2 separate regions of the Homo sapiens genome follow, and region 1 is linked to region 2. Evidence: chromatin loops called from intact Hi-C (ENCODE). Cell type or tissue: heart right ventricle. All regions are shown on one strand.

What was found. Hi-C counts contacts between places; a loop is a spot of excess contacts. Peaks named below come from ENCODE experiments on the same cell type or tissue, not always from the same donor. Only the 100,000 strongest peaks of a DNase experiment are listed, where the experiment ranks them.
Region 1: it touches region 2 in a loop (5-fold over the local background); 104 of 110 quality-filtered maps call a loop at or near these places.

What each region holds. Positions count from the first base shown.
Region 1 is chr17:2,836,395-2,838,894 of GRCh38, reverse strand. All of the region lies in intron 2 of RAP1GAP2 (RAP1 GTPase activating protein 2), which reads right to left. Among named protein-coding and RNA genes, the nearest start is that of RAP1GAP2, 41 kb to the right of the region's middle. In heart right ventricle, no CTCF peak of the experiment used is centred here; no DNase peak of the experiment used is centred here.
Region 2 is chr17:3,003,428-3,005,927 of GRCh38, reverse strand. It overlaps RAP1GAP2 (RAP1 GTPase activating protein 2), which reads right to left. Exons shown (of 25, transcript NM_015085.5): 15 at 488-559. Among named protein-coding and RNA genes, the nearest start is that of RAP1GAP2-AS1, 39 kb to the right of the region's middle. RefSeq lists enhancers at 1,960-2,009, 2,180-2,309. In heart right ventricle, no CTCF peak of the experiment used is centred here; DNase peaks (open chromatin) are centred at 851, 1,547 and 2,267; H3K4me3 peaks cover 930 bases; H3K27ac peaks cover 2,019 bases.

The DNA of each region.
Region 1 (2,500 bases), 170 kb after region 2:
CCACTCTCTCTGTTAATAAGGAAGGTTAGCAAATGTTAGAAAGGTGTTAAAGACATATATTAGCCCCTAACTGAGACATTCTCCTTGAAGTGATGAGCTGCACAGAAAGAGAACTGCAAAGGGAATAAACAGCTTTCTCTCCGGGGATCAGTTTCGGGGAATGCTGTGTCCCGTCCTCTTACCACCAAATGTCATCTCCCCCGGTTACAATTTCGGAATCACTGCGCCAATTCATCCAATTCCACCCGCCTCCCTTCCTCATCTGGAGCTCGGAGAATGAGCAAAGGGTTCCCGCAGTGGGACAGTGTTCTGCCCCATGCTATGTTCATCTGTGGAAGAATCACCCCACACATCCCGAGGGGTCAACAACCCAGTACAGGTCACCATCCCAGTACAGGTCACCATCCCAACTCTCCAAAGAGCAAGTCCAAGGACAGGCCCTGCTCACCCTGGAGCAGAAGAATCACCTTGCAGGGCAGCACACACCACCCCCTGGGTTCAGCATGTCGCCAGCTGCCTGCACTTCCACACCTACCACTCCACTGGATCCTGTCAGCCCCATCAAGAAGGAACACAAGGCCGGGCGCCGTGGCTCACACCTGTAATCCCAGCACTTTGGGAGGCCGAGGCGGGCGGATCACAAGATCAGGAGTTCAAGACCAGCCTGACCAACATGGTGAAACCCCACCTCTACTAAAAATACAAAAAATTAGCTGGATGCAGTGGTGGGCGCCTGTAATCGCAGTTACTCAGGAGGCTGAGGCAGGAGAATTGCTTGAACCTGGGAGGCGGAGGTTGCAGTGAGCCGAGATCGCACCACCGCACTCCAGCCTGGGTGATAAGGCGAGACTCTGTCTCAAAAAAAAAAAAAAAAAAAAGGAAAAAAGAAAGAACATGAACATCATACTCCTTTCCAGATGAGTAAACCGAAACCTAGAAAGGCTAACTCTTCTGTCCAGGATCACACAGCCACTAAGAAGCAGGGCTGAGACCGGGTGCGGTGGCTCACCCCTGTAATCCCAGCACTTTGGGAGGCCAAGGCAGACAGATCACAAGGTCAGGGGATCGAGACCATCCTGGCTAACACGGCGAAACCCCGTCTCAGCTAAAAATACAAAAAAATAGCCGGACATGGTGGCAGGCACCTGTAGTCCCAGCTACTCAGGAGGCTGAGGCAGAAGAATGGCGTGAACCCGGGAGGCAGAGCTTGCAGTGAGCCAAGGTCACGCCACTGCACTCCAGCCTGGGCAACTGAGTGAGACTCCATCTCAAAAAAAAAAAAAAAAAGAAGCAGGGCTGACACCCTGACACAGATGGTCCTGTGGACACTGACTTCCGCCAAATCCAAAATGAAGAGGAATGGAGCCCCAGGAAACGAGGAGCTGACTCGGCCAGAGACTCCCGATGCCCATCACCAGACGAAGCGGAATATGCCTTTCTGCCTGCTCCGTGCCCAGGCCCCTTCCTCTAGCTGACAGTACCTTGATGCTCCCCTGGGGAGCACTCTGACACCACTGTTGGTTTTTGTGGTTTATACGGGGCTGCCCCTTTCTCAACCTACCCAGCCTGAGCTTTGGGGTAGGTACACGATGCAGGCTTGGCCAATTCAAATTCAAATTCATGCTTTTTTTTTTTTTTTTTCCAGAGACAGAGTCTTGCTCTGTCACCCAGGCTGGAGTGCAGTGGCGCAATCATAGCTTACTGCAGCCTCAACCTCCTGGGTGTAAGCAATCCTCCAGCCCCAGCCTCCTGGGTGTCTAGGACTACAGGTGTGCACCACCATGCTTAGTTAATTTTTTAATTTTTTGTAGTGACAGGGTCTCACCTTGTTGCCCACACTGGTCTTGAACTCCTGGCCTCAAGTGATCCTCCTGTCTTGGCATCCCAAAGTGCTGGGATGACAGGTGTGAGCCACCGTTACTGGCCTCAATTCATGTACTCTATTCACCAATCCACTACGATTGCTTCAGGAATGGGCACACACCTCGTCAGTCCAAACAGAGTGAACACCAAATTTTTACAGGTGCTATAGAAGGAAGCAGCTTAATCATACCTACTGAGATTTTCAAAGCTCACACTAGAGCTGCCAGTGGCTGCCTTATAACATGTGGGGAGAGGTGCCTGTGAATGAAATAAATGCAGGAATTAGAGCCAAGAGATAGGTACAAATAGATGGTCCGATGATGCTGTCTCACCCACCTGGATCTAGCTGGACCTGAAGCCAGTTTTTTGTTTGCTTGTTGTTTTGTTTTGTTTTGTTTTTGAGACTGAGTCTCGCTGTATCACCCAGGCTGGAGTGCAGTGACGTGATCTCAGCTCACTGCAACCTCCGCCTCCCAGGTCCAAGCGATTCTCGTACCTCAGCCTTTTGAGGAGCTGGGATTGCAGTTGCCCGCCACCATGCCCAGCTGATTTTTGTGTTTTTAAGAGAGATGGGGTCTCACCATGTTGGTCAGGATGATCTTGAACTCCTGACCTCAGGTGATCCGCCTGCCTTGGC
Region 2 (2,500 bases):
CTGTCACTCTCGGCTGTTGCCAGAAGGTCTTCAGCCACAGTGACAGGCAGGCAGAGCCGGGGCCATGGGGAGAACCCCTGAAAAGTCCCTTCCGACAGCGGATCATTTCTAGCCCAGGCCAAGCCCACTTGCAAATATCCCAACAAGGAAACCCGCTTCCCTGGTCCTGGGAAGCCACAGTGGCACTTCCACGACTGGAGCTCATTCCTGCCCAAGGCTCCTTGACCGGGGCTCAACATAAAAGCCCGTCTTTCAGCAGAAAAGCAACCCCAGTGTCAAACACCCTGACAAGTGGTCCTATGCTGGGCCAGACTGGCAGCATGAAAGAGGTGGGGAGAGACCCCAAGAAAGGAGGTTCCCCCCAAAACCTGCAAAAGGAGCTCCCTAATGTTCCCAGCCTGAATTTGGCTCCATCCCAACCATTGCTACTCAAGCACTGAGACCTGGCATCGTGGATGCGAGAGGGGCAGAAGGAAGAGTGTCCTACCTTCTGGAAAACGGGGGGACTGGGCAGAGGTGGACCAAAGGTGGGCACATCTTCCCGCGCAGTGACAGAGACCTGAGTGAAACAGAGTCATGGTACGGACCTGGAGGGAAGAGACGAGCGCTGCCCCTACGGGAGCCACGCTCCTTACAAAGCTACTCACCTTCTCCCTCCTCCTCTTCCCAGAACACAAACAAAATACTCCTGTGAGCATCGCCAGCACAGGCCCTGACCCTGTTCCTAGAAGTGGGGCCGGACGGTGTGGGGCCATCCGCAGCCTCTCATCTGCATTCCTGGAGGCCAGAAGCAGGTTTGGCAAGATGACTGGACAGGGCTGGGACCCTAATTTTAATGCCATACAAGTGCCCGGGAGATGGCATCTCGTGACCTCATTCGACCGTGACGCTAATCCTACTGAGAAGGCACAGGGAGAACTGTTCTCCCTGATGAGGAAACAGATGCCCAGAGACACACAGAGAAGCCCCCAAGTCCCACAGGTGATTAGCCGCAGAGGAACAGAGCATCCAGACCTCTCCCGACCCGTCTCTGGGGTTCTCTTCCCAAGCCTGACTCCTCAGCTCGGCCATAAATCAGAATTGCTTCAAAATTGCTTCAGGTGTTTAAAAATACAGACTGGGTTCATGGGCTCTGGCCTAAACCTGCCGAATCGGAAGGGTAGGGCCCCCCGGAAACTCTCGTGCAGCCGGTGGACCCGTGTTCGGGAGCCCTGGCCCCACACACGGGGTCAGCCAGTCCTAGGCCCAGGCTAGGAACTGAGGGTGGGGCGCGCACCTCTGGCACCCTGAGTGAGACTGAGCTTTAGAGTGACGGCCTCGAGGTTCGCTGCATGGGGGTCGCCCAGGCGTGGGACGGGCCCCACACCCCGCCTTCCCTCTGCACAGAGGTGCCCTGACTTCACCTATTCTCAGCCCACGAGGCTGTGAGGCTCTCGGGAGACTGCCCTCCCTTCCCTACACAGCCGCTGACGTGAGCCCAGCCCTGGCGTGCTGCCAGCCTCCCCGGCCTGTGAAGTGGAGCAGATGCAGAGTCTGCCAGGCCGGGTGAGCAGGCAGCTGGGCACCGAGCCAAGGAAAGGCCCTGCCAGAGTCCGGAGGGGAAACGGAGCGGGAGAGAGCTGGTCAATACGGGCTTTCTCTTCTCAAGCTCCAGGCTGTCTGCCCAGCCCAAACTGCAGTGCCCCGAGTCAGGAAATGGTGCGCGTTCGGCTGACGTGATTTCTGGCTGGGCTCCAGCAGCTGAACCCGGTTCCCTACCACCACCCACCAGGCACCGGTGGCCCAGGTCAAGAATTCAGTCACAGAGCCAGAATCAGGGGTGGGGGTGTGGGAAGGCTATGGGGAGACTGCAGACCGTGGGCACCTGGGACAGAGGCCAGAGGGCAGCCCCAGCTCTGCCCTTCCCACCCCACTCCCCCTCCTCCTCCAGCCTGCATTAGAGTGGTCTGTGCCGACCGTGTAAGTGGCTTCAGACACATCCTCAAGTCCATCCAACCCTCCAGCTGGACAGTCCCACAGCAGAGCCCTGTGGGCCACACGGAGGACAGGGCCCTTCCTTGCGACGTGCGTTCACCTTCCATCCTCATTGTGCGCCTCTCTTGACCCCATTCCAACCAGGCGGCCAGGCCTTTGTTGTTCCCCCCTCTTGGGGACATCTGGGTCACTGGACTGAAAGCAGAAGTTGCCTGAACACAGCCCCACCTTCCTGTTTTCTAAATGCAGCGAGGGCCTCCAGCGAGGGCTTGGAGGGAGGGAGAGAGGCAGATGCAGGTGACTCTGGGGAAGGGACCTGCATGGCTGGAAGGAGGAAGGAGCTTGGTGTGGGTCATGAGGATGCACTGGGAACCTCAGAAAGCTTCAAACGTGACAAAGGCCCCACGCCCAAGAGTGGCCTGGGAGCCGCGGTGGCACACAGAGCATCGTCCGAGCAACAGACAAGTCGTGACGGGAAACGGGGAGGGGGCTACAAAGACAGGGCCCTCCCCGGCGGTGGGCTTCA